Regions from separate parts of the Mus musculus genome. Here region 1 is linked to region 2. The links are chromatin loops, found by intact Hi-C in ENCODE. Cell type or tissue: gastrocnemius. All regions are shown on one strand. Links, peaks and the distances in the headings refer to the core of each region. The heading gives the core; the rest is flanking DNA. Region 1 holds the start of Gm12796 (a long non-coding RNA gene). Region 2 overlaps Jak1 (Janus kinase 1).

Region 1 (16,069 bases), core at 4,709-12,708, 95 kb before region 2:
GGTCTCTCGCTGAGCTGGATCTCACAGCTTAGGCTGTCAAGTGAGCTCTTACGAGCCTCTCTGTCCCTAACTCCTCATCCTGGGGTTATAAGCTCCTGAAGCCATGTCCAGCTTTCACCTGAGTGCTGGAATTTGAACACGGGTCCTGCTGGCTTGGGAGCAAGTGCTCTTACCCACTGAGCTGTCTCTGCAGCTTCCTGTACTTTGAAACCTTTAATGTAAAATTGCTTTAAGAATATTTGAAATTCTTTCCCTTCCTCGGGCATTCAGGTGACTAGACTGAGTTCTCTGTTCTCCTGGCTCGATAGACAGAGTCCTTTGAAGTCCCCCAAGTGCTGTCTGTGGTTTGATGCTCGCCACTGTTGTTCAGCGCTGCATTTGAGGCAGTTTAAGGGGTTTTATTTTTCCCTTTTGGCCAGGATATGGTGGTCTGCCTCAGCTGCCTCAGGCCTACCACCTCTCAGCAGTTTTGTGGACCACTTGGAGTCACATGCTGCCTCTCACCCCCACATTGCTGGGATCACTTCAGCCTGGTTTTCTCCATTGATTCATCTTCTGTGTCTGTTAAAGAAAAATGCAGGGCCCTCCTATCGTCCCTGGAGCTCCCTAGCTGGGCCCTTTTCTTGAGTGTACTGTTGTTCTCTTTTCTTTCCTCACATGGGTCCGCCCCAGGTGCTGCAGACTAACCTTAACAGTTTCTTTTGTAATTCCTTTCCCCTAACCCCCTCTTGACCGGAGCCTTCTGCACAACCTTCCCTGCCTTGGGAGTTAGTCCTGGAATCAAGAATCCTTCTCTTTGCTTCACTTTCCTAACTCCATCATCAGAACAGGAAGCGATCCAGCTGGGACATCAGGGCAATGACTTCCATCAAAGGTTAAAGGTCAGAAGAGCCTCACACTGTGAAAGAGATTTAGGGATTCCAGCAGAAGTCCTGTTTTCAATAAAACAGACCAATTTCTCTCTCTCTCTTCCTCTCTCTCTCTCTTCCTCTCTCTCTCTTCCTCTCTCTCTCTCTCTCTCTCTCTCTCTCACACACACACACACACAGAGAGAGAGAGAGAGAGAGAGAACATGAAGGTGCACACAGAGTCCAGAAGAAGGCACCATGTCCCCTGGAGCTGGGGTTGTAAGTCACAGAGCTGGATGACTCTGCTCAGGGTATTGGATGTCACAGTCCTGAAGAGTGCTGGTGGCTGTCATATGGAAGTTTCTCGAAAACTGGAGACTCAACCTCCAAGCTAGCTCACAGGTCCTTAGCAGGAACCCTTGGGACCTCTCCAGGTGTTTGCTGGAGGCCTCGTCTCTCCACATAAACCTTTCCTCATGACTTGACATCTGCTCTCCTTGAGAACGTCAGAGGAAGACAAGGAGATGAGGCAGAGGGAGACAGAGACAGGGAAGATAGAGTGTGCTATCTCTCAGTGGTTCTCAGCCTGTGGGTCACAACCCTTTTAAGGAATACATAGCAGATATCCTCTGTTTAGATCAGATATTTGCATTACTGTTCATAATAGTAGTAATACAGTTGTGAAGTAGCAACAAAATAATTTTATGGTTGGGGGGGTCACCACAACATGAAAAGCTGTATTCAAGGGTGGCAGCCTTAGGGAGGTTGAAGACCATGGATCTGAGCCATTGTGACTGTCACATCCTACTTTTTAAACTTGCACACTGCCTCCTTCATTGTACTTTCTCTATTAGAAGTGAGTCATCAGCTGAAGAGAGGGCTCAGGAGTTAAGAGCACTGGCTGCTCTTCCAGAGAACCTGAGTTCAATTCCCAGCAACCACATGGCAGCTCACAACCATCTGTAACACCGGTTCCAGGCAACCTGAGATCCTCACACATACATACACGCAGGCAAAACAGATGTATATAAAATAAAAATATTTTTAAAAATCACCAAATTCAGTGAACACTCCAAGATAGGAGAATTTAACTATGTCAAAAACAAAACAAAACAAAAAAACCCCAAACCATGTGAAGACACTTTAAATCACTACATAGCACTTAAAATTAACCACTTATTACTGGAGGTATAATGAGAATAAACTAGAGACTCATTGCCTGGTTGAACTCAAAAGTCTGGTGGATATGTGGACTTGAAAACAAGATCTCCAAGTCCTCTGAGATCTCCAAGCCCTCTGAGAGATGAGTAACAACTTTCTCATAGACTACACAAGGGACAGCCATGACCTGGGGGTGAGTGAAGAACAGAATGCTTTTGTACCGGTATAGTTTAGTACAAGTGATTGGAGCAGAGACGGGGGAACTGGGCATTATGGCACACATCTGTCATTCCAGCACTTAGGAGGTCGAGGCAGGAAGATAGGGCATTCAAGGCCATCTTCACTGACACCAAGTTCAAGGCCAACCTAGGTTACAAAAAAAAAAAAAAAAAAAAAAAAAAAAAAAACCACTGACTTTAAAAACAAACAAACAAACAAACAAACAAAACAAAAAAAACAAAAAGCAGATCCCTGGAGCCAGGATCTGAACTCTGCCACTTAGCTGTAGGGTGATGTTAACATCCTCTCTGGGCCTCGGTTCCCTGGTCAGTGAGATTCAAGAACTATAGCACCCAGTGTCTGGGGCCTTGTATGTGTTGAAGGAATTAGTAAACGTGGCTCTTCATCCAGTGCCCGAAGCCCAGCAGGTGTTAGCTGTTGAACGTAAACTTCCCCAGCAGAGTGGCACGGCGTGCTATTCTAACCTGAGGCTCAGCATATGTTTCCAGTCTAACTGGAGATGTATCTGTATCTGTAATGCAATGTTAAACGATGTACTTTGTTTTCATTTTCCCTTTAAAGGGTGTGAACGTGTAAAATGCAGCATCACTTGAGCCCCCCCCCCGCCCCGCCCGCCCCTTTCCACTAATGCCACTTCCTTCCCCAGAGGAAACCACTTTAACAGCTTCCTGAATGTCCTCTCAGACATGAATTCTACTTTTGTTTAGTTTATTCTGTACGGATGGATGGCTTGCCCACATGTGTGCATGCACACCATGTGCCCAGTGCCCACAGAAGTCAGAATTCCCCAGATCTGCAGACACAGACAACTGTGAGCTGCTGTGTGAGTGCTGGGAATCCAACCTCTGGAACCACTGAGCCACCTCTTCACAACTGAACCAGCTCTTCAGACCCACATTTCTATTTTAAAGCATGGTGACCCAAGGCTGGAAAACTGAGGCAGGAGGATGACAAGCAAGCACTCTAATAACTGAACCAACACCTTGGGTTGAATCTCATAGTACTTGTATATGAGTCTGTTTCTAGTCCAATGCTTCCACTCAGCATTGCTAGAAGAGGCAGAGGCTTTTCTGTGGCTTTGCCCAGCTTCTCTTCTTGATGAGAGAAGATGTACGTTCTCCTTAACATTCTCCGCTATCCTGGGTTTACAGGACTAGTTGTCACCAAACTGGGGTTGCCATAATCATAAGCACAGCCTCTCCCTGGAAACTTAGAGACGGGACTAGAGCAAGGCTCAGCATCTCACCAAGTAGCCATCCCTGGGATGACTCGGCGACTGATCCATCGGGGGTCCAGAAATATGAATGACAATGCTCTTTAATGGAGACCCTCTGAGCTGGCAGAAATACAGAGGGGAGACAAGAGGCAGAGTGCCCAGTACCACGCTGAGCTGCGTTCTTCCTAGGACCAAGCCTCACTCCTATCTTGGGTCCTTCCTGATGCCAGACTTGCTCACAGTGATTTTCTCTATTTTCATTCACCACAGTGGATCCCATTGTATCTTCCCTTAAGGCTGTCCTCCACAGGCTTATGAAAGTTTCCAGGATCAGCTAGCTCCCAGCAAGCATAGCAGCAAGCATAGCTATTAAGTCTACTCACTTGGAACTTCGGCCACCCATTTTTGTTCCTTTGTTTCAAAATAATGGTTCTCTAACGTTACTAGGCAAAGAAGAAATGTCCATTTAAAAAATAATGTCCAATATTTTTTCTTTTCAGAAACTTTAATCATTTTTGGATGGCTCTCTTTAGGGGCAGAGACAAAATATTACTTAGTGGATTAAATTGGGTGCACTATACTTTAGTCATTTCTGATCAATTTACATTACAAAGATCGAACTCTTTGTGCATAAAGTATAATTGGGTGAGTGCACGGTTTTAGCTAATATAACGAGTGTCTGTGGGGAGTGGAAGAGGCCTTGAATGAGGGCATGCGGTCAACCTGGTGAGAACCATGTCAGCTTTCCCCTGGGCTGAAGCTCAAACGGTGGCAAAGCCTTCTGGTGTGGATGTGATTGTTGACAGTATGTTTAAGTTCAAGGGCTTATAAACAGTTGGCCAACGTGAAGTGGAAACTTATGGGTTCTTTGGAAAGTTGGTTGGATGGTGTTTTGTTGGGGCAAATATGTGAAGGAACGATTAGCTGAAGGGGATACAGGTGAAAGACTAAGGCAGAAGCGTGGAGGGACGTTTTGCCGAAGCAGACACAGGAAAGAGGATGTTTTGCTAAAGCAAGCACGTGAAAGGACATCTGATGAGGAACTCTTTGTTAACAACACATATATATTGGTCTGCCTTATGTTGTGTACTTAAGCTGCATTTATTGAGACTCCAAAGAGAAAAACACACTGAAAAACTTCTAATGCAGCTTGTTGTGCAAACGTTCTAGACTGCAGAGATGGGAAAGCCAAGTTCATGATTCAGGGAACCACTTGAAGTGCTTAGTGGACTGATAATCAGTTACCAAATAGGAGTTTATTTTACCAAATAACATTCGATCTATGTCACGTGCAACAGGATAGTTTTGTTGTTGTATCAAAGTTTGGGAAGATATAAGATCTCTCTTGCTAGAAAAAAAATATCTACTACTCACTTTTTATGATGGTGTGGTCATAAAGGTTGGTGAAATAGACTTAATTATGGAATATCTTAACATGAATGCGGCTGCTGCCCATTGGAGAGAGTTCACCAATCGTATTTATTGGTAAATTTACACAATAATTGTAATTTGCTTGGTTTGGTTAAGAAAGAAACCTCCAGCTTCTAAGAGCAAAACTTCCAGAGGAAGTTATTATTTGTTTATTTTTAGCCAACTGTGACTTTAACAAAATTAATCATACTGGGGCTGGTAAAATGGCTCAGTGAGTAAAGGTGCTTTGTTGCCAAGTTTGACTTCAAGGACCGACATGGTAGAAGGAGAGAACCGGCACTGACAAGTTGTTCTCCAACACCGCCCCCCAAAAGAAATAAATATAATTAAGTTTTTCATAGAAGAATATATAAGGCATAAATATATATATATTAAAGAGTTAAAATGAACATGAGCATCGTCTAGCCTCTTCCTAAAGCATCCTCCAAGTCACAACAAGTCATTTCAGAGACCTCAACTGGTCCCCTCCGTCCCCCAGCAAGGTAACTGGAGGGTTCTAGGAGGCCTGAGCATGGCAAACACAGCTCTGGCAGGTTTTGCCCTCCCCCATCCCTGCCCTTTGTCCCTCTGGGGCAAATACCTCTCCTCTGTGCTGAAACTTAGTTTTGGTATGTCCTGTGCAAACTCTGGTCCCTTGCTGAGTTACTGAAGGTGGTGGGGGATTCCAACACCTTTTAGTGATCAATGTCCCAAAGCTTAGAATAATCACTCCTTCATAGGATAACCATCACCTGTCCGTATCCCACTGCCAAAAAATGGTTTTGCCCATTTTGGACTTTATTATAAAACCAACTCATAACATTTCTTCCCGGTATGAACTAACACATAACATTTCTTCCGACTCGCATCTTCCAGCACTGTTTTTTTTTTTTTTTCATGGACACTAATGCATGCAGATGTTAGCCCATTACTTTCATGTTCTGTAACCTCCCCTCTTGGGAAGACACATTTCATATTCTACTCTAGGCAGATACTTGGATTGCTTTCAATTCTTTTTATTATTATGGACAATGGTGCTATAGAAATTAGTCTGTATGCTTTTCCTTTCCTCTCCCTCCTCTCCCTTCTCCTCTTCTCATTTTTGCTGGTACTGGATATTTAACCCAAGGCCTTGTGCATGCTAGGCAACAACTCCATGCTGCAACCTCAAGCTGTGTTTCAGTGTGCTTGCACAAAGTCACATGCTCACTAGCAGTGTGCAAGAGTTTCTATTGTCACACAACACTCCTCCTCACTTGGAATTGTCTGTTAGGTGTGCAGAAATGTCCTGGGGAGGTTGCACTTTGGATTTCCATCCTTGCTTACAAATTTGACGATCTCTTCATAGGTTTGATGATAATTTGAGTTTCTTCTTCCCCAAAGAAACTGTGTTAGTCTTCTATCCATCTCCTTTAATGACAAGCACCACGTGAAATTTCCTGATGAATACATGTCTGAGCTTTAGTGTATTCCTGTTCCTAATTCTTCATCGTTTATACTCATTTAAGAACATGAAAATATTTAAAGTTATACTACTCCAGCACTACTTGCTGACAGGCCCTTCCTTAAATAAAGATTCTTCAGGCCTTATTTACACGTGTCTGAATCTAGGTCTAGTCTCTTCAGAGTCACTGATTCAGTTTTATATCTTGTACCGACAAATAGTATCTAATTATTACTTTATAAATTTTATGTTATTTTACTATTTATTTTTGGATGGGGTCTTGCTATGTATACCCCACGCTGACCTGGAACTTGCTATGTAGCCCAGGCTGATAAACTCAAAATCCGCCTGCCTCTGCTTGCCCAGTGCTGGAATAATAGGCGTGCGCCACCTTGATCAACTTTATAAATTATTTTCATATTTACTTATTTATTTATGTATGTGGGGAGTGTGCCTAGGTGCATTCAGATATCAGCAAGGATGACAGATCCCTGGGAGCTCCAGTTAAGGCAGTTGTGAGATGCCATCACATAATTCCTTCACAGCCAAGAGTTTTCGTTTGGGTTACATTATCACAACTGAGTTATAACCATCATTGTAGAAAGTTTTTTACAACCCATAAAAGAATCACTTCATTCATGATTCCCACTTTTGAAAAATGATTTATTTTATGATATGACAACCCTGTCACTCTCTTCAGACACCCCAGAAGAGGGCATTGGGTCCCATTACAGAGGGTTGTGAGCCCCTATGTGGATGCTAGGAATTGAAAACATGACCTCTGGACGAACAGTCAGTGCTCTTAACTGCTAAGCCATCTCTCCAGCCCATGATTACCACTTTTAATTTGGGTTCCTTTGATCCTCACATCTATTTGTTTGGCATCTGGTGCCCAAATTAAACATTTGTTATACATGGTCACCCTAGAAATGCCAAAGACAACACGCGAGCCTGTAAGTCTGTCCTTGTCCCGTATATTTTCAGACTGAATATTCTGAAAGATGAGCAGCAAATCTATTCCAAGCCTAAATGATCCAGTCCAGCATAGAGCAATTCACTTGACAATTCACTTCCGAAACCAGCTGGCACATCGGCAGAACACTGAACAGTTTAATCATCAAAGTAATGTTATTGGGAACTTGGCATTTTAGATCTGATCTTGGAGAAACGTTCGTGGTCCCTCTCTTTTTCATTAGGTATTTTGTGCGATATTTCGAGTGCTCTCAACTGGTGAAAATAACTGAAATGAGTAGCTGATACCTTCCCGGGACACTGCCAAATTTAGCCCTTTTAGGGGCTAGACTTATTGCTTCCTTTTGTAATGTGGAGTCAGGAGTTGCAGTGATTGCTAAGGAAGGCGCACTATTTTCTTAAAAGGAAACCATCCCCCACCTCGTCCTTACAACTACAACCCAGACATTGCCTGCAGTCTACATTAGCTAGGTGACTTCAGGCACACCATTTAATTTCTAGGTTTCCTGTCTCTAAGATAATGGCGTGGACTACTGACACAGTCTTCTGTATGCTGCCTCCACGCTTCCTGGGTCCACCGTCGGTGTCAGGGCGGATTCCTGAAGATCTGCAATACAGCTTCCCCCTCCTTCCTCTATGGCACATGCCTGTTTCTCCCCCACCCCCAAAACGTGCTGCTTGAAGGTATACCACGGAGAAGGGCCAAGTCAGCTGTAGCCACCCGGCGCCAGCCTGGAGCTGGTGGCTGCTGCGTGAACTTGCCCTTCTTTGACAAGTGCATTCTAGACGTTAAAGTGCGGCCCAGTCACCCGAAGAAATACGGCTTGGAGTGCGCCTGAGGTCGGGGCGGGGACGCCGCGGTTCTTTGCTAGGCTTGGAAACCTGGGAACCATTTCAGGCTGGGTGCGAGTCACGGGGCGATTGCACGGCAGGGATTGTGCAATGGGGCCGCGGCGGGGGACCCCGCAGGAAGTGGGGGAGGCGGCCACCGCGCTAACTCTTTACATCTAGCTTCCCAGCGGCTTCAGCGGGGTGCAGCCGAACCGGGGACCTTCTGCGGAGGGGATCAAAAGGTCCGCCTCCCCGCCGCCAAAGCTGGCCTGGCCCAGGACCCAGGGCTGCCCAGCGCCCGGTGCAGGCTCGCTGACATACGCCCGCGGGTTCCTGGGCGCTCCTCCGGCCGTAGATCCTGAGACATGCATACTGTTATTAGCCTCTCTTCGAAGTCCGGGGACAGGCTAGATATGGGACGGGTGGCTGAGATGCAAGTGTATAGGGCGTTGGCCCAGACCCGAAACTAAGTTCTGTTTCCGGTGGCTGTGTGTGTGCTTTTGGGGCCCTTAGGGTGGTATCATGGTATTTGTTGGAAGAGCTGGATAGCATTCCACAGATCTGGTCACTATTTTCAGTAAGATTTGGGGAAACAGAGGCACCAATTGAACTAGTTGCCAGTTATCCCAGCAGTAGGCTGAGGAGGGAGGATTGCAGCGAGATAGACACAGGCCAGCCTGGGGTGCACAGTGAAACTGAGAGACAGAGGAGAAAGGAGAGCGGAGAGAGATGGGGAAAGGAGAGAAGTGGGAGTTGAAATTACGAGTTTGCCCATCTAGGGGCTTACTTCGCCCTCCTTTTGGCAGAGCTCTCAGAAACATCTGGGCCTGGGTTTCCTGATAGTGACACCCGGCGGAGACCTGAAGTAGCCTCGATCGACGCTGGCTCTTGCAGGCGGAAGATCGAATTCAGTCCACAGAAAATTCAACGTAAGCCCGGTGTCATCTCACTAAACGACAGCTACAGCCGTCTCTTGGTCCCATTCTAGGGCTATTCTGGTCAGTTCGCGGGTCCACGCGCCACTGCCTTCCCTCGCGGCAGCTTCCGAGCAGCTCGGAGGCTGGAGCGTGACTTCTCAGCGGCAGGGCGGCGGTGGCGTGGGCGGGCATCTCCGGGAAAGCGAGCAGAGGAAGTGGAGTCAACGCGCAGGCCGCTTGCCAGCGCGGGCCTCGGGGACACAGCGTGGGGCTGCGGAGCTCCGAGCTGGCCTGTCTGCGCCTCCTGCAAACTCCAGGAACTGCTACAGCCCAGAGCAGCTGGTTCCAGCTGTGCAAAGTCCAGTAAATTGAGCTGAGCACAGCACGCTCCCTCTGAGGCGCCCTCCTGTAGCAGTTTCAGGGTGCACACGGAACTTTGGAGAAACATTTATCAGGAAAGCAAAATAGGCTAATGGGAGGATTTCTTTGTTTTAATCATAAAACCTTGAAAATTATCCCAGCTGTTTGGATAATCTTTTTTTAATCATAAAATGACTAGTCTTTAAAAAGTCAGGTAATTTTTTTCAAAACCTGAATGAAAAAAAAAATTGAAATGGCAGCACTCAGACCCACTAACAGCATGATTAATAACCGTACTACATGAACTCACAAGAACCAAAACATTTACTAACATTTTCTTGTTTAAATATTACTTTAAAAAATATGTTCCATGCATATGTTAATGATTACTATGCATTTTGCATTTACTTAACCAATGCCCCATCGAAGAACGTAAGGTTGTATATTGAATGATGATGTTTAAATAGGACTTTGGTGTTCAGCCTTGCAGCTCGATCTTAGAAGGCATTCTCAACTATTTACATAGATAAATTTCCTACAGGGTGTATTAATTGAGGGTTGATAAGCATTGCCCTCCCCCCAGGCCTGTCCTGCTTTATTGCTTTTTGCTCCTATTTCCACCAGTTTGCCCAGATTTTCCATACCGTATACTCACTAAGTATCTCTAAGTATCACACAACAAATATTCCAGGAGACAAAGTGCACCACAGCAGAGAAATCAATAAACGTTGTTGTCAGTGGTCTCACTAATGTTAAAGCCCTGTGCCGCCAGGTCCTGAGATTAAGAAAAGACTTGTTTCCAGATCGGCAGGTTTCAGGGAACAATACAGAAGAATGAGGAGGGCACAGTGGGCATTCTGGTGAAGAAACACAGTGCCCTAGGTGCCTGGTATGTGTTCATTGACTTGGGGAATGGCGTGTTGTCTTATGTAACTTCTTGTACTGAGAATAAACTAGGAAAGAGGGCAGGGACTCAAGAAAAAGATAGAGTTTGTTATGCTGAAGAAGAAAGGAGGGAGAGAAAGGAGGAGGAGAGAAAGAAAGAAAGAAAGAAAGAAGAGAAGGGAAGGGAAGAAGAGAAGCGAAAGAGAAAAGAAAAGAAAGGAAAAGAAAAGATAAGTTTGGGCTGCAAGTGTAGCTGAATGTTAGAGCTTTGTGTATGGGGTCTTGGGTTCAATCCCAGCCCCAGAATAAAATTTACATTTTATTCACATAGCAACTAAAAAGAGTAATTCAAAGATGATAGTGAAGCTGGATTTCATCACTTATCTTTGACTTCAGTGGACCCCATAACGTCCTTGCAGAGAGGAGAGGGAAATTTTAAAAGGACATTTCCCAGGAGTTTTGAGAACTACAGAGAATCAATCGATTTCACTGGCACCAGCCACCACGCCCATAACACTTAGACAGTATACAGTGTATATCACATTTGTAAATGTCTTTCCCCCTACCTTTAAAAACTTATTTAATTATTTGAGAGGTAGAGGCAAACGAAGTCTCAGAGTTCGAGGCCAGCCTGGTCTACTGAGTGAGTTCTAGGACAGCCAGGGCTACACAGAGGAAACCATGTCTTGAAAAACAAACTAACAAATGAATTGTTTTGTGTTTGAGATTTCGGGTGCTCTTGGAGTCTAGAAGTCTTAGATCCCCTCTAGAGCCATCCAGTGAACGTACCGGGAGTCAAACTTGGGTCACTGGAAGGGCAGTGCACACTGTTAACGGCTGAACCATTTCCAGCCTCTATTCATTTTTTTTAAGTTTTAAAAATGAAATCTTATATATTTATTTATTTACTTGTATGTATGTGTTTTGTGTGTGTATGTTTGTTTGTTTGTGTGTTTGTATGTGTTTTGTGTGTGTATGTATGTTTGTCCATGTGTTTGTATGTGTGTGCATGTGAGCATGTATGAGACCATGACTCTATGCATGGGAAAGTTAAAGGACAACTTAAGGGAGCCAGTTCTCTCCTATTATTTGAGTTCCGGGGATGGAGTTCAGATCATCAGCCTTGGTTGCAAGCACTTTTACCCAGGGAGCCATCTTTCTGGCTGGTACATACTTTTTTTTTTTTTTAATAAATGAAAGATAGCATGTTATATTTTCTAATGTGTAAGACTCCTCAAATGCAACCAATTGTTCTATAACACACACACACACACAAAGGGAACTCATCTGGCTGCTGCAATCATGTATATTATCCTTTTATCCTTTTCATGTGTCTTCTCATCACTAATGGATTGCCTTCCTCTTTAGCAAAGAAATAAGCACAGAGAACACTAGGTTTTAAAATATGTAACTGTCTCTCACTTGGGAAAGCTTCATTGATGTAGACTGTCAATATTCTCTTAAACCACGTTTGCAGTTCCACTTACAGCCCATCGATAGTGTCTGCTTGTTTGAAGGGGTGATAGGGGAGCCAACAACACTAAATAAGATAGATTACAGATCACATTCACCTCTCCCTCTCAGCGAGCCTGGCAGACATAGCTCCCTTATCGCAAATGGGAGTTTGGAGCACAGACCTCTTGCCTCTTCTCAGTTTACCAATCCATCACTCCCAATCTCTGCAGCAGGTTGCAAATGGTATTTAGCTTTATCTGTAATTGCTTAGATGGTTTGAATAGATGATCTTGTCAGAAATGGCTAGCACCCACAGGTTTGGTTTCTCCTATTCTACCCCTCCTGCACCAAAAGAGTGAAGTGTCTATCAACAGCCTAGAATAGAGAGGGTCCTAGCAGAGCGGTAGTTGCTTCTGTAGAGTCAAGGCTGAAGCAGGCACACGCGTCTTGTTTGTTTAGCACTTGGGAATCAGGGAGCACTTGCAGTGTGTACACTGTCACCCTTCAATCCCACTGCAATTGTTCCTGAGGGTAGGCAGGGCTGGACTATTAGGCCTATTATTCCAGCATGGAGACTGAGTGCCAGAGCCCCAAGTTTCCTTCCTGACCACGACACAAAGCCCACACATGAACCCAGCACCAGAATGTAAACCAGCACTAGGGTAGTGCTGTAGTCTCCACTGCAGATTGCTTCTGAAGCTCTCAGTTTAACTAGTGTTCTTCTAGGACCCCTTATGTGCAATCCATCAGGCTCAGAGTGTGGCCAGAGTCTTCGATGTTGCCACCGTTCTTGAAGGAACTGGACTTCATTTGGGGAAAGTTAGTGTATCGATACTGTGGCTACAGCGTGACCTACATTTTCATGTATTTTAGGAATGGAAAGAAGAGAGCGAGGGCTGTGTGTCTGGGATATTTTCACGGTGACACTCATCTATTTTAGATATTTGACCCTTAGCAGATGTATGATTTCTCCCATTTTCTATGTTTTAAGCTTTATTAATAATGTTGTTTGAAGAACAAAAGTTTTTAATTTTCTGAGGTTCAGTTTTTTATTCTGTGCTCTGGTGTCACATGCACGAATGCATTGTCAAGAGTCTGAAAAGGGGCTCGTGAGACAAAGCCCTTGCCACACAAGCGTGCGGACCTGCTTCCAAACTCACAAAGCTTACAGAAAAAGCCTGGCATGGTTCTGACCACTCTTATAACCCCTGCCCGTGATTGGTTTCCAGGACGATCGCTGGGACTTGCCAGCCATCGGCCTAGCTGAACAATAATAGCTGCAGGCGCAGTGAGAGACCGGGCCTCAAAGGAATAAGGCAGACAGTTAGTAGATCAGGCACCCAATAGCCTCTTCTGGGCGCTGCACATGGGCCTGTATCCACACTCTCACCTATGCTTATACTGAACACACAAACACAGATATGAGAAGACATAGGAGCTAAAAACAACGAACAAGAATGGAGTGTGTTACCAAGCTATGTTTTCCAAGATTTACTCTATATTTATTTATTTATTTATTTATTTATTACTATTTTAAAACACCTTTGTCTTTGGGGAAATCTAAAAAGCTATGCATATGGCCAGGGCAAGGTACTAGGTAAGAAAAGTCCTGGAAAAATTAAAACCCAAAGTTTTTCTCACAGGCTGATTACTAAGTCCAATGTAAGTCTGGCCAAGTGTTAAAGAGAGCCCCCAAACAGACTAGCCTGCAAAGATAGAGAGGTGAGAATCTTGTGGTGGTTTTGTTTGTTTGTTTGTTTGTCTGATTATTTCTCCTAACGGATTTAACATTTAGAATGTTGATTCATTTTGAATTAATTTTTGCGTATGGGATGAGGGGGAGGTCTAACCTCATTTTTAAAAGTAACAGTTAACATTTTTCTTGAATTACACCTGTTTATTTATTGGGGGTGGGGACGCATGTGTGGAAAGCAGAAGGCAGCCTGCTGAAGCCAGTTCTTCCCTTCCACCATGTGGGTTCTGAAGGTTCGATTCAGGTCATCGGACTGGGAAGCAAGTATCTCCCAGTTTTAGTCTTTGCTTGTGAAATTTAGTTGTGCCGATAAGATCTGTGGAAGAGATATACGTTCTCCCCGTGACTCTTATAAAAAATGAGTTCTGTTTTGACTCTCAGTTCAATTTCATTGACCTGCACATCCGTCCATCCTTATGCTAGTATTTCACTGTTTGATAAGTCTAATTATGCCAGTATTTCACTGTTTGATAAGTCTAGCTTCAGAGTTAGTTCGAAACCAGGGGTAATAAGTCCTTTAACGTTGTTTCCCCCACACCCACCCCAAGTTTGTTTTGACAATTCCAAACCTCCTTCAATCACATCTGGATTGGAAAATAGACTTTCCCCATTACTGGCAGTTTGATAAGGATTGCTGTGTGTCTTCCAGTCAGTGAATGCACACTGCCTCTGTTTATCCCTAAGCCTTGTTCGCAAGAATGCACAGGTTTTGGTATGTAATATTTCACCTCCTTGGTGAAATACACGTTTTGGTATTTTGTATTTTTTTTATGCCACTGAAATATAGATTTCTTTTTCCTTATTGATCTTTAAGTACTAAGTATACATTTCTTGGATTCTAAGGTATAGAAACAACTGATGTATCTTTGTTCATCTTGAAACCTGCAATATTCCTGAAATACCTGTGAGCACCAGCGGCTCGTGTGTGGATTATTGATTTTAATAACATAAAAATAGTGCTGATTTTTCTTTCCAATTTGGGTGCTTTTTATTATTTCTGTTTCAACAGTTGCTCTGACTAGAACTTTCAATATCGTGTTGATAGCCTTGCTGAAAGTAAGCTTTATTGTCCCTGGCAATTAAATTAATTTAATTAAAATTATAAGTTAGAATGGTTGCAGCGGGGTGCCTAATCCTACATGACTGTTGTCCTCATTAGAACAATCCCGAGAGGGAGTGTGGTGCGGAGACATCCACACACACGAGGAAACACCTGAGGACAGCAACCTGCAAACCATGAGGAATCAGGAAGGCATGGCTCAAAGGGACAAAATAAATGGGCAGAGATTGTCCTCAAAGACATTGGATTTACTTGACAGGAACATGATCTAAGCAATAACCGTTTTTTTTTTTTTTAGTTATTTTAATTACTTATTTTTATTTTTTGTTTTATTATTTTTACTTTTTTGTTTTTTTCCAGACAGGTCTTCTCTTTGTAGCTCCAGCTGTCTAGACCAGGCTGGCCTTGAACTCAGAGATCCTCCCCTGCCTCTGCTTCCTGAGTGCTAGGATTAAAGGCAGATGTCACCAGCACCCCGAAGATTTTATTTTGTTTTGTCATTATGTGCCTGTGGGGGGTGGTATATGTGTGTGTGTGTGTGTGTGTGTGTGTGTGTGTGTGTGTGTGTGTGTGAAGGTACCTGTAGAGGCCAGATGCACTGGATCCCATGGAGCTGGCATTACAGGATGCTGGGAAAGGAACTGGACTGGGGCTGTGCTAGAGTGGTGCTCACTCCCAAACTCTGAGCTCACTCTCCAACCCTGTACAGTACAGCTTCTGCAGAATGTTCTGGAGTTGGGGACCTTTGAGTGGCTGTAGGAGGCGAGTCCAAGGCCTGCCTGAGCTACACTGGACAACCCTGGCTCAAAAGTCACCCATCAGAAAGAAAGGAAAACACACAGAGAGACAGACAGACAGACAGACACAGAGAGAGGGGGAGGGAAGGAGGGAAGGTGGAGAGAGAGAGAGAGAGAGAGGAAAAGGGAGAGGGAGAGGGAGAGGGAGAGGGAGAGGGAGAGGGAGAGGGAGAGGGAATCAAGGGTTTAAAAGAAAACCTGGAAAAAGCCTAAAGGAATCAAGGGAATTATAAAAACTAATAGGATATCTTACCAAGAGTTGAAAATACGAAAAGGCATGGAACAGAACTATTTCTGGGACTATAAACTGCAATGCGTGAAATAAAATATGCCACCAATATGTCACTAGGCGGCAGATTCTGTATTGCTCTCCTAGGGCAGTCATAACAAAGTACTGCTTTGTCTGGCATCAATGGGAGGGAAGTCCTAGGTCCTGTGAAGGCTTGATACCCCAGCATAGGGGAATGATTGGGCTGTGGGACAGGAATGGATAGGTGGGTGGGGGAGTACCCTTATGGAGGTGGGAGGGGGTGGAATGGGAGGTTTTTGGAGGGGAAACCAGGAAGGGAGGTAACATTTGAAATATAAATAAACAGAATAGCCAATAAAAACAAAACAAATCACAAAGTACTGCCTCCTAACCTAAGCTTCCCAAGGCCTACCATTTTTTTATTTGTTACTATTTTTGAAGCACCTTTGTCTATGGGAAAATCCAGAAAG
Region 2 (15,060 bases), core at 7,030-15,029:
GCATGTATGTTCATATTACATTTGAAAAGTGCAAAATTCTTTGGCACCCTGGATATTTCCTAAATCCTTTTTGCTCCAGATCTGATAAAAGCTGACAGGTTTATAACAACACTACAGCAGTTTGATACTTTCCTACAGAACTTATTTTAGCCTTTTCACTTTCTGGTCATTGTTCCTTTTTAGAGCACCAGCAGGACTGTATGAAGACATTTCTATACAATGGATACATATGTCTCTGCCTCTAAAATGCCTGCTCCTATCCCTACATTCTGATTTTTCTGTTCTGGATTGGGTAGATGAATCCAATCATGCTCCAATCAGTGATAGCCTATCTCTAGTTTGTCTCTTTGGTTTTGTGAAATAGGCTGGTCTGGAATTTACAGCATCACCCAAGCTAGAATGGAAATCCTCTTGCTTTTGCCTCTCAGTTGTCACAGCTACCACCATTGGTCACTACGATTAATCTAACCCTCCCTACCCCCAAGATTCACTTATCTCTCTGTGTCTGTGTTTATGTGTACATTTGTGGAGACCAGAAAAGAGAGTCAGATATCCCCTTTTGTCACTTTCTGCCTGTTTTATTGAAGCAGGATTTCTCCCTGAACCTGGGGCTTAGATTTTTCTGGGATAAGCTGGAAGCAAGCAAGCCCCAGAAATCTTTCTGTCTCTGACTTCCTTGGAGCTGGGGTTATACGCATATGCAGGATGGCCTGCTTATGTGTATGCTAGAACCTGAAGCCTGGCACTCATGCTTACACAGCAAGTGTGCTTAACTATTGAACTGTCTCTTCAGTCTTCCAACCTCTCTTTCTTTAAAATAAGATTTTCCCTGGAGCTGGAGATGTGGCTCAAAAGTTAAGAGCATTTGCAGTTCTTGCAGACAACCCAAGTTTGATCCCCAGCACTGACTTGGAGTCCTACAACCATCTGTAATTCCAGCTCCAGAAGATAAAACACCTTCTTCTGATTTCCTCACGCACCAGACACACACTTGATGCAGAATCTGATGCGGACAAATACACATGTAAAATATAAATAAATAAACCTAAGAATCAGATTGCTTTTGAAAAGAAAAATTTCCCCAAACAAACCTGGTTGTAAAGGTTACTGGGGAGGCTGAGGTCCTTGTCCCATGGATGTCCCACTCCTTTGCAGCATTTCCTCTTGGCCAGAGCAGAAGACTTAACAGAAGAAAGCGTTTGAATTTGTCTACTTGCCAGGGTGGTAAAGGAAACCACAAGCACAGAATGAAAGAAAGGAGCAGCCTATACCCCTCTCTTTCAAAGTCAGGGGCAGCATGCACAGTGGAAGCAGAGATCTGGGTTCAGGACCAACATTTTCTGTTGTCTATTCTGAGTCAGCATTCACACAGTCTTTCCCGTGTGCTGTTTATTGAGTGTTCATTCATATTTGTCAAGACTGTGCCAGACACAGCAGTTACAACAAATCCAACCGTCACGGCTCCTGCCATTTTGGTGCTTCTACTGAGACTGGAGACTGAGTGAGGATACTTAGTTTCTGTAGCGGTGAGAATTGTTGACTGTGGGATACATTTGAAGCTAATACTGATAAAATTAATAACAGTTCATACATGGGATGTGATGCCATAGCTGTGTCAAGACACAGCTGGGAGTTTGTTCAAACAATGTGGTGAACACTGGCGTCTGAGACGGTGACTGCTGTTAAGGAGAGAAGTGGTGTTGGTGTGAACGCTAAGCTGAGATGTTGAAAAGGTAGTTGGATGTTTGAGATCAGAGTGTTGAGAGAAGTAGTTTTTGCATCATCAAGCTGGATATGATGGCTTTGGTTTTCAGTGAAGACAGAGAGAAGGTGAAGGTGCAAGTCTGAGCCTTAGGCCAACAGTGTCTGGGACTGGGAAGAGAGGAGGCTCCCACTTGAACACTTGACTGAACTGGAGACACCAGAACCTGACTTTTCTCCCCTTCAAATTATAACAGTTGTTTCTTGCTAAATTATATCCACAAACATAGGAAGGCTGTGTGTAGAAATGATTTTTCCACTTGAAATTTCTCCTGAATCTGTTTTGTGATATTGTGTGAGAGTTGTAGGTTTGATAACTAGCAGACGTTTTCAGTATGGACTTTGTTCAACACCGAGGAATGTGGATGGGGACTGGGAAGGTTGAGAACTGTAACAGTGTCATACTATACAGTGCTGTGTGTTTCCAATGGGATGGTGTTTCAGTGTGAGTAAATACAATGCAGAAGGATCTGTGACCTTTGTCACTGTGAGCAAGATTGTTGTATTCAAGAAAATGTATATGAAGATAAATATATTTGCAAGATATATGTGTATTAGTTATGGATTGCATAGAGTTGGTAGCATGTTTTTATGAATAGATACATGCTAAGGCTCCCAAATCCCTAAATGCTGTTAGAACTTGCCATTTCCCCACTCAGCTCTTCCCCTCTCTGCCATCCTCTGGCTCTGGAAACCAGGCAGGGTTTCCTGAAAAGTGGGCTCTGTTCTGGGAAGACGCTGTGGCTCACTGCCAGTGTGTCATATAACTCAGCCAATCCCATGGTGAAAAGACAAGACATGTAGAGAGATTGGGGTAGAGACAGGAAAATCAAGTAGGCCAAAGGAGAAAACTAAAATCTATGCTAATGGAAGCTGAGATCATTTGGGAGGGGCTCCTGGAAGGTCCTCATTCCCTGGGCACTTAGTGTCTCTTTCCTTGTGCTTCTGCCTTTATGCCCCCCCTGCTCTCAGCATAACTTCAAAGATTTGTCCTAAGGAGTTGGACTACTGAGTAACAGATAAATGTCACCTTCCCTAGGCATTTAATTCTAGAACATTTACGAGAAGTAACAATACAAAAACTTCCATTTTGCCTGCTTTTGAAGTCTGCTCTGATAGTATTGAAGTATTAGATTTGAACTCCTGCCTCTGTCTGTATCATTTTAGGATGTGTTATGTGAACAAGTACAGGTTAGGGGGGAGGAAAGAGATGATGGATGTCATCTCTGAAATCTGTGCTTTGTCATGTACCCAGGAGATAAGACCCTCTCTGATGAACTTTAGGAATTTAAATGCAAGAGGGTACAGAGACCATCTGATAGACTCTTTCAACTACCCATTCCATCAAAGAAGAGGTCCCTAGCATTGTGGTACATACCTGTGGTCCTAGCACTCAGGAAGCTGAGGCTGAGGCAGGAGGGTTGAAAATTTGAGGCCAGTTTATGTTAAAGAATGATACTCTTGTGTCATTTCCCCATCTTTAGAAAAGAGGGCTCTTGAGAAAGAATTTGGCAGAAGTTGAATACTCACATCCATGTGATGTCAAATGCTTGTGACTCTTGCTGTTAAGAATTATTTAACTCTGTTTAACTCATTAGTTTTTTTTAATATTTTTTATTACATATTTTCCTCAATTACATTTCCAATGCTATCCCAAAAGTCCCCCATACCCTCCCTTCCCTACCCACCCATTCCCATTTTTTTGGCCCTGGCGTTCCCCTGTACTGGGGCATATACAGTTTGTGTGTCCAATGGGCCTCTCTTTCCAGTGATGGCCGACTAGGCCATCTTTTGATACATATGCAGCTAGAGTCAAGAGCTCCGGGGTACTGGTTAGTTCATAATGTTGTTCCACCTATAGGGTTGCAGATCCCTTTAGCTCCTTGGGTGCTTTCTCTAGCTCCTCCATTAGTTTTTATTTATTTATATTTATTTATTTTACTATTGATTCTCTCCCTCCTCTCTTTCTGTCTCTCTGTCTCTGTCTGTCTCTCTGTCTCTCTGTCTCTCTGTCTCTCTGTCTCTCTGTCTCTCTGTCTCTCTCTCTCTCTCTCTCTGCACTGTGCCCTAGGACAAACACCACTGCATTGAATTGTGAAGAGTTCCAGCAAATGTGGCTTGGGATGATTCTTTGGTTAAGTCATTTCATGTAAATTAAGCTTGATATTTTACTTTTTTATGGTCTGTGTCCTCATTTGTAATATGAGTAGGTAGAATGAATTAGTCACTAATGTCACCAATAGCTATGACATTTTCTGCCTCTGATTTACTAATTACACCAACCTTTAAAAAGTGTTTCCATATGAAAGGCTTTATTTTTCTTACTCCTTTTTTATCTAGTTTAGTGCCTGCCATGTAAAATCATTTCAGTAAATGTTGAACAAATACATACCTCAAGGGTTCAGGACATGGGACCAGTGAACTGTGTTTGCAGGTGGTAAAGTAAAAGTGATCTTGTCTGTGCTCTCAAGGAGCTTTCCTGGGAAACCGGGATGCTCCATGAAGAAAGCACAGATGAGATTTTGAACCGTGATCATCTATGGGATAGTTCTGGGCAAGATCTTTGCTCCAAGTCAGGTGTGCAGATTAGAACAAAAGTGGTTGCCCTAAATAACTTTTACAAGAAGTGTCAGTTAGGGTCACCATACAGTCCTCTTTTTCCTACCAATGGCTTTATAATACAGCCAACATGGAGAAACAAGATAATGTTTTTAGTTTATAGACAAAAGAGGCTTGGAGACTTAGGGTTTGTGTCCAAGTTGACATAACCTGTGAATGAAAAGCCACAATTAGGCTGCACTTCTGTGATTCTAAACCATGAGACTTTCTGGCCCCCATCATGCCTTACTCCTTTCTTCATCCATTCATGCGAAAAGCTGGCCTGAAACTCATGATGCACTTACTTCAGCCTCCTAGGATGGGGTTACAGGCATGAGTCACTATACCTAGACAACTTTTTTCTTTTGTTTTGTTATGGTATATCATATTAAGGTGAACCCAGGGGATGCATCATGTCTACTCAAAGAACTGGTCTTTCTGGAATAGGTTTCCATATCAGTGGGGGACCATATTCCTCTAGTGTTTTTGTGTGTACCAAAATGAGCATAAAATTATCAATCTAAACACTGTATGTTGTACATGATGTGTGTAAGTCATTGGCATTAAGCCATGTAATCCTTCTAGACTTACTTCATCATAAAATGGTCAACCTTTATTCCCCATTGTCCAAATCCTATGGGTGCCCCAAAACTTAGCTCTGAATTTGACTACTCTAAATAATTAATTTAAAGAGTTTAAATAAGTCTAATATTAGACTTATTTCTCTTAGACTCCCATGATTTTGTACCATATTACCTGAATTTTATTATTTTGCAGCATGTCATACTGTGTATCCACCCATCTCCTGGTTATCTGCTGACAGACATTTACCGTTTCTGCCTCTTCAGAGCCTGGCCTCTTAGTGAAATCCTGTCTCAAGATAGAAACTTGTTTAAGGGGAGGGAGGGCTGATGATGTAGCTCAGTGGTAGAGTACTTGTCTAGTACTTCTGAGGCCCTATGCTCAGTACTCAATAATGCTATATATAATGCATCTGGCTGCATTTATTGATTTTTGCATTTGTCTGTGGACACAAACAGTTGAGCTGATGTTGCTCTTTGGTATTCTCTTAGAGAAATGCTCAGAAGTAGACGTGCCTTTATTGGAATTTATTTTGGTGGCATCATGGAAGTTCTGATTTTATTTAGGGGCCTGGGTTTGTAGCACACACTTGCCAATCTGTCCACAGCTGGATTATGTGGAACACTGCTTCAGTGAGGTTTCAGAAGTCATCATACCTGGCTGGGCACTCATCAGAGACCCTGATAGGTGATGAAACCTGTTACATACTCCTGGAACAGAACGACAGGGTCGGAATGGCAGCTAGAGCCCCATTAGTTGCAACTTCACTCTCCCCAGTTCTGCTCAAGTGAAATTGGTCAGATCCCAAGGTGAAGACCTGAGAAGGTCTGAGAGGGATTCTGAGCCAACAAAGGCAGATACAATTTCACTCAACATAAGTTTTGTACACACAGCCATATTCAGAGATCTGAAAAGATTGCATGTCTGTTTGTTATCAGAGCATTGAATTCTGGGTAGGAAGGTTAGGTCTGGGTGAGCCGCACTACTGAGTAGTAGATGTCCTGTCCTCTGACTTCTGACTCTGTGTTAGGAGAATGTGTGGTAAAAGTAATTCACTTACTCCTAGGAGCAGCCTCCCGAGCATGCATATCTGGGCTGCAGGATCAGTGGAGGTTGAGTCACCAGCTGTGGAATGCTGTCTTAGACTGTCTGTCAGTGAAGCCCCAACCCTGCCCTTCAGTCAGGACCAAAGCTGTGGGAAAGTTCTGACTCATTCACATTTACACTTGACTCACAGAAAACCTCTAGCGTCTCATTTTATTTTATCCAACCAAATGTTTTGTGTGTGCCTGCATGCGTGCGTGCGTGCGTGCGTGCGTGCGTGCATGTGCACATTGTGAGTGAAATATACAAATGATATTTGAGGTTATTTGCTGAGCTCACTTTTGTTGTCTCTGGATATTTACTCCAGAGCTGGTGCCAGGGTTGGGTGGGGGTTGTGGGGTAGGGGAGCTCTCAGCATGGTAGTGCAACGGATGTGCATCTGTTAGTGAAGTGATGCTTGGAAGGACGCATGCCATTTTCATCAGTCTTCAAGAATCCTGTGCATGTACTTTCCCTGCTACCTTCTGAGTCCCTGCCCTCACACAGCACGTGTATGCATACAGGATTTGCTTGTGCTGAAGGGGGTTGCATGTTCTCAGGAGATGGATCTGTAGGAAAAAGGCCAATTCCTTAGTGGGCACTTGGGCTCCTCTGGAACCTGGGCCAGACTTCTCCCTTAGTTTTGTCTGATCTCTGTATACTTCTGTTCAGCCTCAGTCAGGGTTTTATGCTTTGCCATTCTGTCTTCTTGTTCTCTTCCTAGTTTTCTTGTTTAGAGTATTTCCCATAATCAGCTTGTATTCTCACATTTCTTGTGTCTTCCCATCCCTAAAGGCTCCATTCATGTTCTATCCACTTCCTTTGCAGTGGTCAGAGCATTGCATTCTTTCCATGGGCCAGGTATTTTGCCAGACATATCTGTCTGCCATATATATCTGTTATCTGTCTATCACTTACCTATCTATCATCTGTATTTATCTTCTACAGAATTAAAAAATAAACTAAACACTTAGGATTATCCTTATTGCAAGAGAAAATTCATTTGCAGAAAATTAAAAGCTGCTTGAACCAAGGTGTTAAGGTTCTTCTTGTCCTGACCAAATTCCCCATGTTGGTTCCCCTCAGAATTTTTGGGTTTGACTGTTAGCACCTTCTGTGCTCACTGACAGCATTCTCTTTGGTCTTGGTCAGGTGTGTTGTACATTTGGCAATCAGTCACTGTGCCTCATTAGGAGGTGTGGCTTTGATGACTATTTTACTGTGTTCTGTTCTTCCCACTAAGCTGCATGCAGACTTTACCTGATGACTCTGCGTTTGTGTTATTTAAAGAGGTGCAGGAGTCAGTGAGGTATTTCTCTAGCTATATTAACCCAGTTAGGCATTTATACCCTACCATAATGTTTTCTTCAAACCATCCATCCTCGTCCTCTTTTTATACTTTGATTCCATAGAAAATACAGACCAGACACACTGTGGCTGGGGTTTGTATCATTTTCCTGCCTTGTCCTTCACCCTCAACCAAAAAGCAGAAAAAGTAAATGGAATAGCCAGTCAATTGAAGGGTTATCTGTTAGATAGACCAAGGTTTTTGACCAGAGTGATAGATGTAGGCATGCTGTAGACCTATGTGGAACCTCACCACAAGATCTCAAAGTGTCTCATTAAGTTAATTTTACCTCAGGACAGATGCCTCTGGGTACCTTTTCTAGTTAAGAAATAATTAATGACTTCTAATTATACCACTTGCCACCCAGAACTCACAACTCACCCATAGTTCCTGTTGACAGCCACACACTAGACTGCTCTCCCTTTTCCAGTGGAAAGATGGTTGAAGTATGGTCAAATTTTTGACCAGATGCAAGGTAAATAACATAGAGTTTGAGCTTGTCAAGTTCTGTCAAGACTCACTGGGAAGTGTGACCATATGTGGAAATACACCACAGGTAAGGATAGGGGCAATTGGCAGAACTTCAAATGGGTCTCCAGCCTTGAGATGTAGTTTCTAGCGCTCTGGGGAACCATGGTTGACCCTAGAAGGTAACTATCTAGGAGGGGACACTAGTGAAGACGGAGTTCTCTTGTGTTCAGGCCCTACCCAGAAAGTTATGTTGCAGTGTCTTTAGCTTCCTAGTGTGGGTGAAGAACAATTAGGTGAGCTCCAGAGGAAGTGTGGCTTGCTGTTTTATACTCAGCTGGGCAGATGCACATATTAAATAAAGATGGGAATAGGGAAAAATTTACTCTTTGTAATTTTGTTGAGTATTTTATACTAGTGATTTTCAAACTGTAGATCCTTGTTCCTTAGTGGAATGTGAAATCTATTTTCAGTCTTCAGCATTTTAAAAGAATATTAGATGGAAGAAAATAGGGTAGCATTGAAACTAGTGAATGGCACCCAGTGAGGGTTAGACTCTTTTTCCTTTTTGCATTTTTGGATTGCAGTCTCACTGCAGATATAAAGAGTGAACTTGCAGCTGTGCTGAAGGAAATGGGTATGGAGTAGGGAAGAGAAGGGTGGTCTCAGCTCTACCGGCTGCTGCAGTAGGCTGGAGCCTTGAGGTGCTCTGTATGGCACCAGTGCCATCTGCTCAGAGCTGTGACTGCAGTTAGTTTAAGACCTGTGTGTGTGTGTGTGTGTGTGTGTGTGTGTGTGTGTGTGTGTGTGTGTGTGGTGGATGTGTTTGCTTTGACTGGGTGGAACCCTGGGTTTGATCTCCAGCCTGGAAGAAGAAAGAAGTGTAACCATAAATATTGATCATAATTTCTTGACTGAGAAATGCTGGGGTCCCTGGAGGGAAATTTTTTTCTTCCATTTTCTCTGACTTTCTTATTTAAATCTTATTTTGAGGCAGCAGCCAACTTATGTTAGATCGCAGTAGATGTGCTGGGGACTTTCCCAGCTCCTCATCTGTCTGAATTGCTTGCGGGGTCTCCTAGGTGGTCTTCCACAAGGCTGCAGGGCTGAGGTAGTCTTCCCTTCTGGGTACTGAGTGTTCAGGGAACCATGCAGGAAGCAGAGTGCCCAGCTGGTGGTGTTGATGAGCCATGGTTGTGGTGCCAGCAGTGGGGGCCGTCCCCTCACTCTCATTCTCCCCCTACCTACTAAGAAGTGACAGGTTTGTACCTGAGAATGCCAAGTGGTCAAAGTGTGGTTTCCTTCAGGCAAAGCCAAGGGCTTTGACGGCAAGCAAGGTTCTGTGACCTTGTTTTCATGACATTGTTGAAATAACATTAGTAAAAATTTGTCAACTTGTGGCACAATATACTTTCCCATATTTGCTTTGCCCTCTCCCCTGTGTATGGACTTGCACATTTGTTTGCACATGTACATGTGTGTGTAGTCCAGAGGCCAACTTCAGGCATCATTTTCCCTAGGCTGTGCAGTGAGCACCATGGGTTCCTCTCTGCCCTTCTCCTGTGCTTGCCTGGAAGCTGGGCACTACCGTGCTGTTCCATGGGTGCTGGAAATCTGAACGGAGCTCCTCGCGCTTATGCAGAAGATACTTCCATTGGTAGGGAGCCCTAGAGCCCATCCAGTACTTTTTCACCTTGCAGAACTTGAGTCTTGAGATCCTAGAAGGTTTGCTCAAAACTAGGCAAGACCTGGCCATTTGTCTCTCCGGGACAGGCTGGCGCAGAGTTTTTTGCAGCCTTCCCTGTTTTTCCGTAATATCCACTCCTTCCAGTTTTTTCCTATGTGCTCCTTCCCCATCTTCCTGGTCCAGGCTGATGCCATGCTGGGCGTCCTTTCTTTTCTTCCCGCTCTTTTCCAGAACAGTTGTACACCTATCTCCCCTTCTCAGTTTTGATGTTTCCAGGCTGGGAGCTGCTCCTCTCCCAGGTGACATCCAAGCCCAAGCCTTACACTGTGCCTTCTTGACGACACACTCCCTACTGCCAGTTCTTGGCATCCTACTAAGTGTTCCTCCAGATAGTGAGGCTCCTGTTTGTTTTAATAGCTGGAAGTAAGCCTCAAGGCTTTGGTGAACATGCTGTGTTCCCTGTTTGTCTTTGGATCTCTTGCAGCCTGCATCTTTTCCAGGAGGAATCCAGCAAGGCATTGGACAAGGAGGTGTGCTACTTACTGGCAGTTGATCCCTGGAATGTCGTAAGCCAGGCCTTTTCATGTGTTGAAGGAACTGTGAATCCTCAATATTGTCAAAGATTTGAAAGCCTCTACTAGGGACAGAATGTGTAAATAAATGCTAGGCTTTATTGTTATGGGACAGATGCTTCAAGTACTTTAGATAAGTGTCTAGGAAGTGCTGAGTGAGACCAGGTATCTGTCCATCGTCTCCCTTCCACCCCTCCCCCAGCACCATTTAGAGACATGGCCTCATTATGTAATCCAGGCTTGGCACTTGCCTTGGAGTTCTGGCTGCCTTCAACCTCATGGTTATTCTGCCCCCTCTTCCTAAGTGCTGGGATGACAGGCTGTGCTGCCAAGCCTGGCCCTGCTTCCCCTTTCTGCTTATCCACTTCTGCCACCATAGTTTTGACCTCGAGGAGAACTGTGGAGATGGCTTCTCTAAATCTTATCATGGCCTCTTTAATAACATTATAGATACATTAATGCTAATTAGTTTAAAAGAGGGAAAGTAAAGCAAAATGGAGCTGCCCAGCATCTTGATGCAGTGTGGCTTTTAGGAAGACACTTACTGACTTTAATTAAACAAAGTACTGTTTGCTCTGTCAGAGACCTCCTCTTTGACTAAAGCAGGTTCTTTGGGAACAAGGCAGAGCCGACCCATTGACTTGGCATTGATCATTTGCTCATCCCTAGAAGTTTATTGTAAATGAAGCAGCATTTACTGTTGTGTGGTATTCCTGGAATCGCTGCTATAGTTAGAAGTAAGTGATTCTGTGTGACAGGAATGGCATAGAGAAAAGCTATAATTCTGACTCGTTGACAGGGAAAAATGCAAGTTTTGTATTTATATTATGTCATTCTCTTGGCTAGAATCCAGCAGCTTTACGGTTTCTTGCTGAGCTCTCAGCAGAATGTTACCCATCTCGAAACGAAGTGCTGGGGTCTCGGGAGAGACAGAGAAAGTCTTTCTGTAATGCTGTGGGTAGGAGGCACTGGTCGTGCAACTGGAAGACAGCAGATGGTTTTCCTGGCCTGTGTGTGTGAAGACCTTAAGAAAGTTCCATGTCCAGGCAAGGTAGGCCTGTGTTGAGGAAGCAGAACACTGCTATTCCTCTAGGGTGGCTGCCATGCTGGAGGGGTGGGCTGGAGCATAGTCAGGGTGGGGCAGTTAATGACTTTGCAGCTCCCGTTTGTTTGCTACAGGGCCTTGCTGTACAGAACAGGTTAACCTCAAACTTACTTTGTAGCCTATGCTAGTCTGGAATTTGTGAGCCTCCAAGCCTCCTGGGTGCTAGATTATAGGCCTGTGCCAGCACACCCAGCTTGATGGGTTCTTTTTGACAGTACCTTTAGAAGACTTGCAATGACATCAGTGTCCGAGGTGGATGCTAGATTGAAAACTACTAAACAGCCAGAGAAGACAGGGTGGTGGCGACTGAAGGAAAGGGCAAGGTCCTTGAGTCCGGAGCTGCACATTAGGACTGCTGTCCCTCATACTGATTAGCCCAACATAGCTCAGACTTCCTACAGATTGAAGTTCCAGTGGTTTACTCTGTCATAATTTGTGAAGTCACTTTGTGCATATTGGGGCTCCTCCTTGACCAGAACTGTATCCATAACCATAATCAGATGAACAGAAATTATGGTCAAAATCAAAGGTTTCCTGAGAGTTGAATTCTGTTTTGTGATATTTAGCTCCTGCCGGTCCTGTGAAATAAATCCTATTTTTATCTCTTCACTTGTACTGTGAATATTGAGGATGTTAAGTAACTTGCCAGGGAAGCCAGATTCAAGTCATTCAGGTCACTAGAACTCCAGCCTTTGTACTTAACCTTCAGCAGACTATTCCTCAGTGTGGGACCAGGATTCTGTTTATTCTGCGTTCTTCCCAGCAGGCTCCCAGCCTGGAGTATTCGAAATTATATATATGTATTTTTTCATTTTCTCTGAATTTGTCAACATTGTATTGCTATTTTCTGCTTTAGAAAGGTTTTTGATTCCTTAAAATAACTCACTGTAGGTTAGATCTTATCTTTTTGAAAGTCAGTATTTACAACAGACTGGACTCTAACTCAAAGAGGCATCTGCCTCCCAAGTGCTGGGGTTAAAAGGCATCTACCATGGCACCTGGAAAGATAGTCTCTGCAGTGGAAATCACCTAGGACATGCAGTGTTTTGTTTAGATTTTTATCCTTGATTTAGTTATGACTCAGTCTTTTTGCTAGACAAAGCTGGCATTGGCCTTTGGCTCGGGTACACTTGATGATAGCGTTCTGGAGCATTAGAACTGTCTAGTTCACTTTCTGTTTTGCCTTCCATCTAAAATTCAGTAGTCTCTGTATCCCTTATACAAATATTAAAACTTCAGGAGCTATGTGGATTGTCATATAGAAGGTGCTGGAACTTTGCCTGTTTGGAAGTGGTTTTGAGTTGGCTGTGTTTAGACTCACAAAACTGTTTTGTTTGTTTTACTTGTCCATCAGTCAGAAACTATCAGAGATACTGCCACATACATAAGACGGTGATAAAGAATCGAGAAGTCTGTAGAATGTCTCTGATTTCTGTCCTGCATAAACCAACAAAGTAACTCTCTACCACTGAATGACGGCTATTTTTCTTTTACATCTTTGCTTGTATAATAGGCAGACAAGCTCACTGCTTTTCACCTAGACACTATGGGTTGCTCATCTTTATTGGTTCCATTTTCTAAGCTTGACAATTATTTGAAGTTCTCAGTAAAGTGTGTCTTTTAAATGACATTCTATGATTACTGCTGGCCCGTGTTTTTGGCACAGCAGATGTTCTCTTGTAGTGAGAAACTTGACTTGGTTTTTGAAGCCAATGAATGATTTTACTCCTTTTCTGCTTTCTCTACAAGTGACCAGGTAAATCAGAGTCTGGCTTATTTTTGAAATGTTTCTTGGATGAAGCCATTGTACAAATGTAACACCAAAATGACTTGTCATCATGAATAGGGGCAGCCATCCTTTCTTGAAAGTAGATCCATAGTGCTATGCTTGAGTTGCTTAGTGTAGGTCTGAGCATGCTTTTTAAATGCTGTGTGACTTATTTTTTATTATTAGAATGTCAGTTCTCTAAGAGTTCATTGTATTAATTCAGCATGCAAAATGCCAGAGTAAAATTGTGTACTGTCTAAGAATCCTGTAGCTAACCTTGTTTCTCAGAGTTCAGATTGTCTTACAAATCTGAGCTACAGCACTGGAGGTCAGCTTGAAGATGAGATACACTAGTATTGCTGTTTCAGATGGTGCTTTCTGGATAGTGCTGTTTGCAGCAGATATTGAAGAATGGTAAACACGTTTGCCATGGTTATAGGTTGTCATGGCATCCTGGTTGTAGGAGCAGATTAGTAAGTACTAAAAGTGTCTATGCAGTAGCCCCCATAGAAGGAACCTTGGCCTGGTGGGACCAGTAAAATCTCTTCTGCTCTAAAGGGCTCTAAGTCTATGAGCCTTTCCTGGTTTAGAACAAGTTTCTTTGTGTTTGAAAGCAGAGTTCCGTGCCTGGTAAAGGCATGCAGCTGTGCCCTTAGCAAGTTTTGCTCATGCCCAGTGTGAAAAGGAATAATGTAGGCTTCCCCAGACGAGCGTTCTCACTGCCAGCCTTTGCACACGCTGATGCTTCTGCTCAGACTGCCTTCACCTGCTGGTGCTTTCAACTTTCCTCTCTCACTCTCTTCCCAACCATCACATTTCAGTTCTGTATTCCTGCTTCCCTGAGCCCCAGGCTGTATCACACTGTGTATGCTGTCTGTCTGTCTGTCTGTCTGTCCGTCTGTCTGTCTGTCTCTGTCTTGTTCTACTGTTCTGCAGGTGATAAGCTCCACATGGGCAGGGACCAACTTGCTCTTTTCCTAGTTAGTTCATTTTACGATATGGAAAGCCATGCAAAGTGGATGGAAGACTTCTAACTGTGGCTTTTGAAGCCCTGGTTCTGCACAAAGCACAGACTTATCATTTAGTGATTTTCCAGTGTCACATGAAACAGTGTATCTACTAGTAGTCTTCAAGCACTTGTCCTGTATTGTCATTTTTTTTAAAGGTAAAGGAAAACTGACTTGTTATTTCAGTATTTTTGAAGGTACTTGTATCCTAGTTGCCAAACAGAAGTTGTCATATCAAAATTTACACACAAAATTTCCTGCTTGGCCTATTGGTTATTACTTTTTAAAAACTTATTTTATGTTTTGTGGCTAGAATATTTTGCTTGAGTATATGTTTAAGCATCATGTGTTTACCTTCAGATCCCCAGGAACTAGAGTTGTGGATGGTTATGTGACACATGTGGATGCTGCTGTGCACTGTGCAGGTCCTCTGCAAGAACAAATGTTCTTAAGTGCTGAACCATCTCTCTAGCTCCCACCATCAATAATTTTTACTAAAGCCTCAGCCAATGCAGGAAGGATTCTTCTACTATCTCTAGCCTATCAGCAAATGAGTGGGAGGAACACAACAGGTCCTGTGGTACTCTCTTGCTTTTGGGTTTTTGTTCATGTTGTTTCCCGTGGTGATGATGTAAGATGATGGAGACTGCTGCTAACCACTTTCATCTCTTGCTTCCTTGCTCATCCCTGCCTTGTGCTGGCCAGAGCTGTACTTTTCTACAAGCAGATTCTGATAAAAATGTTCTAACTAATAAATAGAAGCCAACTTTGAGTCCATCCACTGACAGCTGCTGTTGGAAAGACCCTTTGTAGGGATGAGCTCCTTTGGTGTCTGCACTGGCACTCCTGGCATCGGGAGAGAGGCGTAGATGGCTGCTCAGAGGACAGGGCACTCTACACCTGGAAGCAAAAGTGCTGCCTTCCTTTCTTGACTCTGCCTTCCCAGTGTCTCTCTTAGTCATTGCCTGCCCCTTTCTTCTAAATGCACTTTCCTACACGTATGGGCTCTGCTGTTTCCTTAGTGAAAATACCTTCTTATTTTTAAATCTAATAACCTCTGATTTGATTTATTTTTGTCTCT

Evidence for each region. Hi-C counts contacts between places; a loop is a spot of excess contacts. Peaks named below come from ENCODE experiments on the same cell type or tissue, not always from the same donor. Only the 100,000 strongest peaks of a DNase experiment are listed, where the experiment ranks them.
Region 1: it touches region 2 in a loop (2.3-fold over the local background); 7 of 42 quality-filtered maps call a loop at or near these places.

The regions. Positions count from the first base shown.
Region 1 is chr4:101,285,380-101,301,448 of GRCm38, reverse strand. It overlaps Gm12796 (a long non-coding RNA gene), which reads left to right and starts at 5,763. Exons shown (of 2, transcript XR_003955080.1): 1 at 5,763-8,364; 2 at 8,929-9,761. In gastrocnemius, for the core only: no CTCF peak of the experiment used is centred there; DNase peaks (open chromatin) are centred at 8,033, 8,292 and 9,258; H3K4me3 peaks cover 2,083 bases; H3K27ac peaks cover 2,481 bases.
Region 2 is chr4:101,193,866-101,208,925 of GRCm38, reverse strand. All of the region lies in intron 1 of Jak1 (Janus kinase 1), which reads left to right. Among named protein-coding and RNA genes, the nearest start is that of Gm24468, 15 kb to the right of the region's middle. In gastrocnemius, for the core only: a CTCF peak has its summit at 10,404; DNase peaks (open chromatin) are centred at 9,024 and 10,368; H3K27ac peaks cover 3,720 bases.